Linked DNA regions of Homo sapiens: all the other regions are linked to region 1. The links are chromatin contacts, found by Hi-C or POLR2A ChIA-PET in ENCODE. All regions are on one chromosome and are shown on one strand. Each heading gives the region's core, a stretch centred on a gene start or an enhancer-like site at or near the end of the contact. The rest is flanking DNA. Distances are from core to core; before and after follow the strand shown.

The links. Hi-C counts contacts between places; a loop is a spot of excess contacts on that map. ChIA-PET counts read pairs that join two places held with the same protein, here RNA polymerase II (POLR2A). Pooled maps may share reads with other maps.
Region 2: a pooled map shows a loop between it and region 1 (1.9-fold over the local background). The contact joins the promoter of SPICE1 here to the promoter of BTLA in region 1. A Hi-C loop is called at or near these places in 1 of 50 pooled maps. POLR2A ChIA-PET finds 5 or more read pairs at or near these places in 3 of 52 experiments (HEK293, OCI-LY7 and T-cell).
Region 3: a map with no recorded cell type shows a loop between it and region 1 (3-fold over the local background). The contact joins the promoter of SIDT1 here to the promoter of BTLA in region 1. A Hi-C loop is called at or near these places in 2 of 37 single-sample maps with no recorded cell type and 2 of 50 pooled maps.

What each region holds. Positions count from the first base shown.
Region 1 is chr3:112,497,417-112,502,087 of GRCh38, reverse strand. It overlaps BTLA (B and T lymphocyte associated), which reads left to right and starts at 2,616. Exons shown (of 5, transcript NM_181780.4): 1 at 2,616-2,817. The coding sequence starts at 2,730. RefSeq lists enhancers at 2,895-3,024, 3,115-3,164, 4,033-4,152.
Region 2 is chr3:113,512,563-113,516,693 of GRCh38, reverse strand. SPICE1 (spindle and centriole associated protein 1) reads left to right here and starts at 1,538. Exons shown (of 18, transcript NM_144718.4): 1 at 1,538-1,797. It overlaps SPICE1-CFAP44 (SPICE1-CFAP44 readthrough (NMD candidate)), which reads left to right and starts at 1,538. Exons shown (of 52, transcript NR_183050.1): 1 at 1,538-1,797. RefSeq lists enhancers at 196-245, 306-355, 866-915, 1,622-1,671, 1,732-1,851.
Region 3 is chr3:113,531,129-113,535,267 of GRCh38, reverse strand. SIDT1 (SID1 transmembrane family member 1) reads right to left here and starts at 2,713. Exons shown (of 25, transcript NM_017699.3): 1 at 2,025-2,713. The coding sequence starts at 2,246. RefSeq lists enhancers at 1,822-1,951, 2,422-2,751, 2,892-3,081, 3,102-3,321 and a silencer at 2,102-2,151.

The DNA of each region.
Region 1 (4,671 bases), core at 1,367-3,866:
TATAGCTAATAACTGAAAAAGCTTTGATACCACATGTGTGATTCAAAAGCTTATATCCCCTGCCAACTCATAATTGGTTTCTAAATATTCCTTCAAACTAGTATATCAAAATCACCTTTGGAGCTTTCTGAAAATGGGGATATCTGGCCTTCATCTTGTGAGATTCTGATTCAATGGAAATGGATAGGATTAAAAAATTCCACCAATTTTATAAAAAGTGTCCAGGTTGATTATAGAACACAGTAATGTATAGAAACTATTGCTTACAATAACATTAGTGAAAAAATGATATCAAATAGAAAAATGTCAAAGATTTTAAATGCTGGACTACTTTTACAGTAAAGCTATGGAATGTTTTTGGGGAAAGTTAAAAAGATCAGTACCAAGATTCATCTCTTTGGGGTTGTCTAACATCAGGGGCAAGACTTTTCCAGGATCCTGTGTCATGTTTTGTGATTGCTGGTTCTCTGATCACCTGGGGGAAAAATATTGCAGAAAGTATAGCTGCTTCATCATTCATGAAAGCAACTGAGTCTGCAAGTGAACTGAAAAATTTGCCCTCCAAGTAGTTCCTGAGATGTTTGTAAAGAGAGTTTGAAGATACTAAATTCTATTTCCTTTTTGTCTTTCAACATAAAACTGATTAGACGTTCATGTTTTTAAAATTGTTTCAATATGTAATGCCATCGCTTTCAAGAATGTAGTAAACTCTTTAAATTTGCAAATATAAATGAAAATTGTAATTTTTGGATCAAACAATATACATAATTATGATGGGATTACAAAAGTTATAAGCTTAAGGCAAGATTGACTTGTTACTGAGCTAATTAATTTCTGAGTCTGGCTTCTTTCCTTTTTTTTTTTTTTTTTTTAACTAGAACGAAGACAGGAGTGAGATTCAGAGGCAGGGTTTTATCTACAGTGGGACACTCAGGACTCTACCTGTGGAGGGATAAAGTGCTAGGCATGCTAATAAAAGCAAGAAATATATAAATCTTTTAAAAATACATTAGATGCTACATAAGATTTTTTCCGAATTTTGTCTAATTAGCATGGACTTTTTATATGAAAAATATTTAAAATAGTGACATAACAGTTTTAAGCTGAGATAAAGTTAATATGATCTCTCTCTGGTTTGGGCTTATGTAACCCATAAGCCATAAGGTTATGGCTTTTGACCTGTGGGCCATTTTAAAGGGACAATGAGCCTTGCTTCAGCTGCCTCAAGAAGCTTTTACTCACTGTGAACACAGGAAAAGGAAGGAGCTGTGAAAATACTGCCTTAATATTTCCCAGGATGTTTATTTGATTAGTAACAGAAATTCTAAAAGGCTATGTGTACCCTCTCTGTATTATACTATATTATAAGACCAACACTAAAGGTGGATGTGAGGAAGTCGTAATACTGATTGAACGAGTTCTTTAAAATCAGCAATAGCAACTCATTCATCATTCATCTCCAACCATAGCACATTGTCTATTTGACTCAATAAATACATGATAACTGTTTTTTAATTTTAATTTACCCTTGGCAACTCAACTGGGAGCTCTGAATTAAGTATTGCCCATCAGTTTCCCATGTCAGGTCAAAATGTCCAGCAATCTATACACTTTCCTTGCTCTTAAAACTTTCCTTGAACTTAAAACTATTGAAGTTTGGCCTTGGAATAAAATCATCAGTCTCTGAGGAAAAAACTTATATAATCGACTTCTGTCAATGATCACTAATGCCACAAATCTAGATCTCTCATTTGGAGTCTCAAATGGCAGATGAATTTGATTAGCTCCTATGACTATAAGCTAAGCTAATTATTACAAGTGGATGTGGAGAAAACAGTCCTATGGTGGCCTGTGCTATCTGATCTTGAACTTTTCCATTTCTTCCTTTACTGTTTCTATTCTACTTCATCGAGACAACAACTGCATGAAGAATGTTTAAAATGGAAATTTCCTTTAATTGATATTCAAGATCTCCTTTAGATTAGAACTTTATTATCTAGAGAGAACATGTAGCCAATATTAATGATGATCTTGTTCCATTGATATGTATCCACAGATTAAAGACGGCTGCTCTTCCTTCTTCTGTTGAGGAAGTGCTTCCTGTCACTCATTTTCTCCATAACCTGAGATAAATCTTCACTGGTTTAATGACAATAAGCATCCTCATCTTACCGTGACATGTACAGGAAAAAAAAGAAACCTAAAATCTTTTACATAAAAGAAGTTTCATAATCACAAGCTATCACAAAGGGGAAAATGTATACTTACCATTGATAGTTTTACCATAAATTTCCTGACCTTAATTTGATTAAAATCTCAACTTAAAGACTGCAACAATACAGATTTCTTTAAAGTTTAATTGCTCATTTCACTGAACATTGAGTGCAGGAAAAACCTCAACCTGGGGCAAAAACGTGGTAGAGCGGAAGGAGAAGTTAAGGACTGAGCTGCTTTGCAGATCACAGTGTTTGAAAGTGAACAGCCAACCTGACAAGAAGCAAAAACCACAGAACAGAGTACCACATCGTCTTTCTGTTCACTTTTTTTCACAAAATCATCCAGGCTCTTCCTACTCTCCTCTCTTACCACCTCTCTCTTCTTTTTTTTTTTTTTTTAGTTATTTCACAGATGCCACTGGGGTAGGTAAACTGACCCAACTCTGCAGCACTCAGAAGACGAAGCAAAGCCTTCTACTTGAGCAGTTTTTCCATCACTGATATGTGCAGGAAATGAAGACATTGCCTGCCATGCTTGGAACTGGGAAATTATTTTGGGTCTTCTTCTTAATCCCATATCTGGACATCTGGAACATCCATGGTAAGGCACCTGCTTAGGTTATTTCTGGTTTTATTTCTCAGGGGGTCTTGGAGGCAACATTCTCCCTTGCTGAACTTAGTACGGTGTAACGTTTATACGAAGTGGGTAATCGTAGATGAAACCAAGCTGTTACATTTGCTTACCGAAGACATCGTAGAGCATAAACCAAATTAGAACATAGTATTCACCTGCCTAATCATAGGCATCGCATCAATAGCTTGGCTGACTTTCTTAAAAACATGTTGATGGTAGGAAAAGAGAACTGAGTAGATGTTATAAATAGTTAAGTACAAATCTATCACTACTTCTTGCAAAAATGCTCTGGCTGCCATACTGATAATGAATAGATAGCTCGTTCTTTCCAAACTGAGTGCAGTAGAGTGCTGCAGTGCTCAGTTGGGTAGGACAGTTGTTGGATAATCGGAATTATACATATCTCCATGGTTACCCTCAAATAATATTACCTCTAAATAAAATCTCTATACTTGCTTCATTGGGATGTATGCCTTGAGAATACCGATTGAGAAAATGCTACAAAATATAGGAGCAGAACTTTTCGTCATTGCTTCTATTTTGTTGAAAGGGAATGGTTCCTACTTGGTTGTCAATTGAACACAGAAAATAAGTTGGATTCTGCAAAGATGATATTTAGCCACCCCTGCAAAGACTTTATACAGGCAAAAAAAAAAAAAAAAAAAAAAAGGCAATTTCTTTTTTATTGTAAAGTCGCTTCCTACCTTATATTGCATAGGAACCCACATATTATCAAGAGGAAAAGCCTATGAGTGGCTCATCAGAAGCTTCTGATTTTTCAGGTTTTATTTTTTTATTTTTTTGAGACAAGAGTTTTGCTCTCGTCACCCAGGCTGGAGTGCAATGGCGTGATCCCGCCTCACTGCATCCTCTGCCTCCCGGGTTCAATCGATTCTTCTTCCTCCCGGGTTCAATTTATTCTCCTGCCTCAGCGTCCCTAGTAGCTGGGATTACAGGCACCTTCCACCACGCACAGCTAATTTTTGTATTTTTAGTAGAGATGTTGGATAACCCCAATTATCCAACATCTGTCCTACCCAACTGAGCACTGCAACACTCTACTGCACTCAGTTTGGGAAGAACGAGCTATCTATTCATCATCAGTGTGGCAGCCTGAGCATTTTCGCAAGAAGTAGTGATAGATTTGTACTTAACTATTTATAACATCTACTCAGTTCTCTTTTCTTGCCATCAACCTGTTTTTTAAGAAAGTCAGCCAAGCTATGGATGCAATGCATGTTGGGCAGGCTGGTCTGGAGCTCCTGACCTCAAGTGATCCACCTGCCTCAGCCTCCCAAAGTGCTAGGATTACAGGTATGAGCCACCATGCCCAGTGATTTTTCAGGTTTTAAATATTCTGTCTTATTATTCCCTACAAGCACACATTTATCAGTTTGGCTACTGCAATTTTAAATTAGAAAATCTGGCCACTGAGGTTCTATGGAAAGTCTATCTATAATTTTAAACTGTGTAGTTTGGAATATGTCTCTATGATGCCAGGATGCCACACAACCAAGTGCAAAGTAAAAAAGTCCTTAGTTACTCAAACATCTTTATGTTTGTAAGTATCTAGTATTAAGTCAACTAGGTGCTTAGATGGTTGACTGAATTTTCCACCTTCCATCAGATGCCTACAGTCACATAGCTACAACTGGAGTCAAATATTATTAAATAGATTTCTTCCCCATTTGAAGGATACATAAACTACTCTCTATGAAATTAAGAACAATGAGTTTCAGTGCTAAACCACATTGATGGTGGGGTAAGACCTTTATTTCTCCCAATGTGCAACCTAGCATTTGCAAAAGTGAACTTGGCTGT
Region 2 (4,131 bases), core at 289-2,788, 1.0 Mb before region 1:
GCAATTTAGAGAGGGGCAGGGAGTTGAGGATGCAAGCAAGTGGATGATTGTTGATTATTAAATATATCTACATCAAACTTCCTCAATCAGAGTGAAAACTATTAAAGGCAGTACCTTTCCTCTAGAAGGTTTTGGGCATGTATTTGCAGACCACACATGGGTGTATTGTAACAGCAGAAAGCAAGGGGCTAGAGGAAATTGTCTTACCAGAGCAAATAAACTCTGTTTTTGAATCAAGTGCTTTGTAAAGTTCTTAACGTGGTCCACGCAGCTCTGACTGTCGTGGATCCAGCCTATCAGGGCGCCTCCCCTTCACAGCAAGTTCCCACTGTTCTCTAAACTTCAGACACACTGGACCTCTTCCTGTCCCTTGCATTTTCCACATCTTTGCACATGCAGCTCCCTCTGCAGGAATGCTTTCCCCTTCCCCACTGGCCTATTCATGTCTGAGCTTTCCTGAGTAATTCAAATATTACTATAATAATAAGCTAAGTATTTGGTTAGAGTGCTTCCTTCTTAGCACTCGTCATAATTTTAATGTTTTTGTCATTGATAACTGTCTGTTAATATGCTGTAAGTTTCCCACCTTGCCTGTTTTTAGCCCCATAGAACCTAGCTCTCCCGCACATTTGTAGGTTGTAATAAACAACTTTTTTTTTTTTTTTTGAGACAAGGTCTTGCTTTGTCGTCCAGGCTGGAGTGAAGTGGTATGACTGTGGCTCACTACAGCTTTGCCCTCCTTGGCTCAAGCGATCCTCGCACCTCAGCTTCCTGAGTAGCTGGAACTACAGGCGTGTTCCCACGCCCAGCTAATTTTTTAATTTTTCGTAGAGACGGGGTTTCGCCATCTTGCCCATGCTTGTCTCAAACTCCTGAGCTTAAGCAATCCTTCTGCTTCTGTCTCCAAAAGTGCTGGGATTCCACTACTAAAGATTTGTAAACAAATGAATAGAGATGAAAGCAAATTAAGTGATATGTGAAGTCTGGTGAGGAGAGCAACATCTTTCTTTTGGAGAATTCTCGAGGCACCGGCTAATGCTATATGCCTATTCTTTTTTTTTTTTTTTTTTTTTTGAGACGGAGTCTCGCTCTTTCGCCCAGGCCGGACTGCAGTGGCGCCATGTCGGCTCACTGCAACCTCCACCTCCCAGGTTCACGCCATTCTCCTGCCTCAGCCTCCCGAGTAGCTGGGACTACAGGCGCCCGCCACCTGGCCCGGGTAATTTTTTGTATTTTTAGTAGAGACGGGGTTTCACCGTGTTAGCCAGGATGGTCTCGATCTCCTGACCTCGTGATCCGCCTGCCTCGGCCTCCCAAAGTGCTGGGATTACAGGCGTCAGCCACCGCGCCCGGCCTGCTATATACCTATTCTTTAATAATTTGCCCTGAACCTTGCAGAGGAACCTCTCTCCCTTAGACTCAGGACCCGAGATAGGCTTTGGGAGGCGCCTGCGCACTGGGCTCGCCGGATATACGCAAGGGCGTGGGGCGGAGCTCTGGTAACCCAGGCAACAGCCCGGAAGCCGCTGGCTGGGTTAACCTGTGGCGCGCTCCGCGGTTCCGGCGCCTGAAGTTTTAGCTGCGGTGGCGGCGGCAGTCGGGACCGACTGCAAGGCAGGTTGAGATGATGGATCTGAGGCTTGCAGCTCGCAGTCCCAACGAGCCTTAGGGACCAGGGCTACCAAAAGGGTGGGGAGAACGGTGGTGGCATCTGTCTGTTGCCTGGGATCCAGGCGCCCGGTTGGGGAATCCTTACTTCAGGAAGCGCAGCCGCGGCTCTGTGTTTTGAGAGTGCAAGTACGTGTCAGGGTGCGTGTCTGGGTATGTTTGTGCGTGGCGCCAGAGCACCTCGAGTATGCGCGTGCGCACCGCTTTCGGGAGCTTTTGCACAGAGCTGGTAATTGGGGGTGCTCGATTGTAGCGTTGGGGGAGTTCACCGTGTAGCAGGAGAGAGGCAAACTATCCAGGGTGCTTTGGGACCGGGAGCGTCATTTAAATCGATGGATGTCAGAGGGGCTTCTCAGAAGGCTCCTCCTGTGAGTTTTGAGGAGTCCGTGGAAGTTAACCCAGTAGAGAAGAGAGTGAGCCTAATGAGTGTTCCAAGCAGAGGGAAAAGAATGGTTGCAACTGTGTGTGAGGCGAGAGCTTGGTTTTAGGATTTGCGGGAGATGTGAGAGAACACTGGAAAGAAAAGTCAGCCGGGCCATATGGGGGAGAGGGTCTGAATGCCAAGCTGAGTTGGATTGCTTTTGACAGTGGGGAGCCATCCGAATCTAGAGGAAGTAGGTAAAGGGTTCAGATCTATTCTCTATCCATGTATTTAGGTAGGATTGATTCAACAGTGTTTGGAAAGAGTTCTTGTTTCTCTTTGATCAGTTTTCCACACCAGTCAGAGTGGATTTACTAAGTCCAGTCATAACTATCCCTTTTAAAATTCTTCAGTGGTTTCCTATGGTCTTAGGTGTTCAGATTGCTGTGGCTCACAAGACTACAATCTGCTGTCTGCCTTTCTTCCTTTAACCTCTCACCCTCTCAGATCTTTGTTAATTGAACTGAACTTCTCAAACTCTTCGTAAATGCATTTTCCCTTGCCTGGAATATTCTTTCCCCTGCTTCTAACTTTTATTCGTATTTTAGCTCTCAGTGCAAACATTTTTGGGGGTATTACAGAGAGGAGAAGCTTTTACTTACTGCATAGAGTTAGTTAGGTACTTTCATGGCACACAGAATTTACTTCCCATGCTGCCCTTTTGTTGTAAATACTTGTTTAATTGCGGTCCTCTTAGAAACTCTTAACTCTGCAAGGGCATAGACTATTCTACTTTCTTGTTATATCTGGTGCCTCGCTTTTAGATGGTGCTTCAAAATATTAGTTACATTAATAGATGGATGATGAAGTCAGTGAGTGAAGAGTGAAAGGGAGACTAATTAGAATAATGAGAGCCTGAACAAAAATATTTTTAGTAGAGATGGAGAAGAGCGGGCAAGAGAGATTTTTAGGGAAAAAGTTAATAGATTCTGTTATCTGATTCACTAAGAGATAAGGAACAGAGGTGATGCTGAGGTTTTAAATTGGAGCAACTAGGATTGTAATTCTGTAAATTCAGCTTAATTGAACATATTTATCGAGTCAACCAGTTATATATCAGCAAGTAGAGATTTGGGGTATGATGATGAGCTGTATTTTGATATACTGTATTTGTGATATTTGGGAGATGTATATAGTAGGTAGTTAGAAATGAGCATTTGGTGTTTTTGTTTTGTTTTTGTTTGTTTATTTTAAGAGACAGAGCCTCACTTTGTCACCTAGGCTGGAGTGCAGGGGCGCCATCGTAGCTCACTGCAGCCTCCAATTCCTGGGCTCAAGCAGTCCTCCCACCTCAGCCTCCTGAGTAGCTGAAACTATAGGCACTCACTGCCACTCCTGGCTAATTAAAAAAAATTTTTTTTTTAGAGACAGGGTCTTGCTATGTTGCACAGGCTGGTCTTGAGCTTCCTGCCTCAAGCGATCCTCCAGCCTCAGCCTCCCGAGTTGCTGGGATTACAGATGCGAGCCACTGTGTTTGAAGTTTTGAGGAAAGGTGTGAATCATTGATTTGGGACTCATTTTCACAGTGTGTTTGTTTGTCCATACATTCATAGCTTTGCTCAAGGGAGTTGGTGAGGTCACTGAGGGAGGATGTGAACTGCCCCTTTGTGATCAAGAAAGCAGCTCCATGAGAGCTGGCACCATATTAGACTTGTTTACTAATATCTTAGTTTATTTAGTTTACTTAGTTTACTTGTTTACTTGTATCTCTAATGCCTAGCCAGTGCCTGGTGTGTGCTGCACTCCCCCAAATAATTATTGAATGAAAGGAGAGGGTATCTAATGGAAAGACAAGAAGAATGAGAACTGAGATAGAACTGGGTGGAAATCCTTGATTAAATTGTTTGTGTGGAGGAGGACAATAGAGCCTGTGAAGAAAAGGAGAAAAGAATAGAAGAGGCCAGGTGTGGTGGCTCACGCCTGTAATCCCAGCACTTTGGGAGGCCAAGGCAGGTAGATCACGAGATCAGGAGTTCGAGACCAGCCTGACCAACATGGTGAAACCCCGTTTCTACTAAAAATACAAAAGTTAGCCGGGCATG
Region 3 (4,139 bases), core at 1,464-3,963, 1.0 Mb before region 1:
CAGGGTATCACTCTGTCCCCAGTGGGAGTACAGTGGCAAGAGCTCAGCTCACTGCAGCCTCAAATTCCTGGGCTCAAGTGATCCTCCTGCCTCCGCCTCCTAAGTAGCTGGGACTACAGGCGCATGTGCCATCACACCCAGCTAATTTTTTAATTTTTTGTAGAGAGAGGGTCTCATTATGTTTTCCAGGCTGGTCTTGAACTCCTGGTCTCAAGCAATCCTCCCACTTTGTCCTCCAGAGTGCTGGGATTACAGGTGTGAGCCATCATGCCTGGCTTATAAACCTCTTATGTGCCATTCACTGTGCTAGGTACTGGAGGGCAGAGATGAACATGACTTTGCCCCTGCCCTCAATATCTCAAGGTTTACTAGGGAAGTCAACCAGGTGATCTCAAGTGCAAAACTCACACAGTACAAGGGGAAAATGTAAAGGCAACAATTCATAAGTAGATGCTCTATCTCTATGCAGAACTGCAAGAAATACCAAAGCCTGATGTCAGGATTTACTTAGCACATGTAATTTGAGTTTTCTTACCAATGATTTAGGGGGAAGCTGAGACTTACTCCAGAGATCATGGAGTTTTCAGACTTTTTTCTGCTCCCAGCCAATCACAGGACTAGGAACACACCTCACGTGCAACATGTCAACCAGTCGATGAGTTCTCCCACGCTAGATAGAAAGAGGCTGGGTATATGGCGTTTGGGAAACAAAAACTGCAGCCTCTCCCTTGTCTACCATGAAATGGCTCTGCATACAGCCACTCTGCTCACTACAGAACATATAACCTGAAGGTTACTGGAGGACAGAGCAGGGTGAGGGCTGTGCTGCCATGGTAACAGTGCCATAGGATTTGGTGCCACACTGGAGATGGGGCACTCAGGGCACTTTCTGGCTACACACAGCTGGAAGATGTCTAGGAGCAGTGTTAGGCACATTGGTCCCCCCTGCTCAATACAAACCACCCTCACTTTGGGAAGTGATGAGGTTTTCTAGTTCCGATCTGGAGTGAGAATCAGACGGAGGCATATCATGGTATCCCAATCATCTAGTTCTGGAATTTCCCTAGAGGGTAGGGGATGCTGGTATAGTAAGGGATACATAAACACATTTATATGGGAAGAAGATCCAGAGGTTGGTACACTGGGGAGTCTCTGTCTCTGTCTCTGTCTCTCTTTCTCTCTTTCTCTCTCTGTCTCCCTCTCTCTCCCCGCCCAGTGCTCCAGAGGTACCACACTAGAGGAAAGAAATGAACTATATGCATCTTCTTACGTTATATAATCGGAGTATATATGTCAAAGGGATAGTCACTGGAACATTTTTCCCTCCTTATCTTCCCTCAACTTTTGTCAAAAATAGGTCTAGAACTTTCACACAATTATCCATCCTTATTTAAAATCAAAACCTGGATTGATCAGCTGATGGCTGCAGTTCTCACGTCTTTGCCCAGGTCTTCTGGCGTCTCTGAAGCACAACGTGTGACAATGGCACAAAAACGCAGGAAGTGACTGTTGAATGCACAGAGGTTCTGCAGCTTCCGTCCATTTTCACACAATTTCCATTTTAGATTCTGAGCAGTTCTCCCTCCCCATGCGCTATGAAATAGAAGGGTCTGGCTGAATCAGCCACTTGAAATTAGGTTTCTTCCCTGCAGGGGATTAGGAACCGAGGTGCGGTTCTTCTTCGCACTCCACACCACACCCCGCAACCCTAGAAATCAGGACTTTCCTGGAGAAAGACCCAGCAGGGACCCAGGACCCGCAGACGGTGCGGGGAACTGGTGCCTCTGCAAAGCCCAGCAATGCCCTTGACCAGGCCAGGAGAGGCGCGAGGCGAAGCAGAGTTGTCCCCGAGGCGTGTTGAGGCAGCTAGGGCAGGGCAGCGATTGCTTCGGAGGAGAAAGGGAAAGAAAGTCCCCTGGTCCCCGAAGTCTCCCAAGGTCAATTCCCAGGGGACTCCAAAGCAGCGACGGGGCTCTGAGATCTGGCAAGTTCTAGGAGTCGAGCGAGGGGAGCGAGTGTCTTACCTGGTCGGGCTGGCTGGTGTAGTTGAAAGAGTAGATGTTCTCGGTGCTGAGGTTCACCACCCCGCTGTAGACATGATCGAAATCGGCGCCCCTGGCAGCGTCGAAGGGGTCGCGGCGCGGTGCCGGGGGCTGCCTGGGGGATTTCGCCGGGTGCCCGGGCGACGCCGCCAGCAGGAGCCAGGGCAGCGCGCAGAGCAGCGCGAGCCGCAGGCAGCCGCGCATGGTGGGCACCGCGCCCGGGCTCGAAAGCGGAGCCACCCTGGGGAGGGGGCGAGCGCAGAGAGGGTCCTTCCAAAGCCCGGTGCAGGGCCAGGCGTCCGCTTCAGAGCCGAGCGGGTGATGCCTGGCGAACCCAGCCGGCCAGGGCTGGCAGCGTGCTGACGAAGGGCCGATCAAATACTGATGCTGCCGCCTGGGGTCTCCACTGGAGGTCACGGGTGGAGAGTAGGGCGGACTGGAGAAGTGGAGATGTGGGGCTGCTGATTTTCCTCCGGCTTCTAAGTCCCCCGTTTCTCATCGCCGAGAATCCCCCCACTTACCCAGCCAGAATTTAGACCGATCTCTTCTCCCTCAACCTCAATAACAGCAATAATAAAAAGGCATTGGAGTCATTAAAAAGAAATACCCGCTAGTCTCGAAAAGTCAACCTGACGCCACATCGAGGAGGAAATTCGGTCTGTTTCAAATACGTGTGCACCCTGGCTGCAGGAGAAGAAATAGAAAGCAAAAGAGCCCGTCCCCCAAGAGGGTGCGCGAGTTCGCTTTCCCAGGCTGCTACCTGCAGAGAACTCTTGCCTGTCTGAACGATAATTACTCTCTATTCTCCCCTCTCTAATAGAACCTCTCCTCAGACACCTGTTTTATTTCTTTATTACCTCCTACTCTCCATGGAGAGTCTCACGTCATCACGTTCTCTCCCTCACCATATGTGTATGTATGTAAATATGTACAGTTAAAAAAAAAAAGATATGGTAAAGAGAACAATTTCCAGCACTGCCTGAAGTCTGGTCCCGGAAGTTGTCAAAAAACGACTCAGACTAACTAGATTTATGCAGAAGGCATTTCTTTCCACCCCAGCCTCTTACCTACTTTACCATTGCAATGACTTCTTCCAGATTCTGAGAGAAACCCCAGGATTGTTTTTTTAAAGGCAGAAACCACAGCCTATCGTAAAAAGGAAATACTTTTCTGATAAAAATTAGGGGATTAGATTTAAAGAGTTAAAGAGGCAGGTAAGGAGCAGGGTGAGAATGGGGCCATCAGAAGACCTTGCAGAACATTGAACAATCACAATTTACGTGTGGAAGAGAACTCACTGTTTTATTTCAGCTTCATTACTGTATACTATAAAAGAATGTAATTGTGTTCAACCTGAAGGACCATTTAAAAAGAAGTCATTAAGAAGGAAAAGATCTTTTTCAAAAATTTAAGATTACAGATTAAAATCCTAGTCCTTGCCATCTTTAAAGAGATAGATTTGTTTTTGTTTTTACCTTGTCTAATTCCTTTAATTTCTTAAAACATCAAGAATGAATGCAATACATTTGTTGTAAAGTTTTCTGTGAAATCAGAAAACAATGCTGATGGAAGATTAAGTTAGTAGACTCCTTATTAGGACAATTTTCAGTTTTAAAGTTTTGAATGTTCTTGGCCAGGTGCAGTGGCTCATGCCTGTAATCCCAGCACTTTGGGAGGCTGAAGTGGGAGGTGGGCTAGCTTGAGGCCATGTGTTCATGACAAGTCTGGGCAACATGATGAAACCCCATCTCTACAAAAAATACAAAAATAGCTGGGCGTGGTGGTGCATGCCTGTCGTCCTAGCTACTTGGGAGTTGAGTTGGGAGGACTGCTTGAGTCCGGGAGGTCGAGGCTGCAATGAGCCGTGAACACCCCACTGCACCCCAGCTTGGATGACAGAGCAGGACCCTATCTCAAAAGGAAGAAAGGAAGGAAGGAAGAAGGAAGGAAGAAAGGAAGGAAGGAAGGAAGGAAGGAAAGAAAGAAATTTCTTGAAAATATATGGGTATATGGGCAAAAATACTAATTCAAAGGAGAGTCTGGGGGTAAAACTTCAAATAGAACTCACTGTTTTTGAGGAGCATAACGAAATAATTT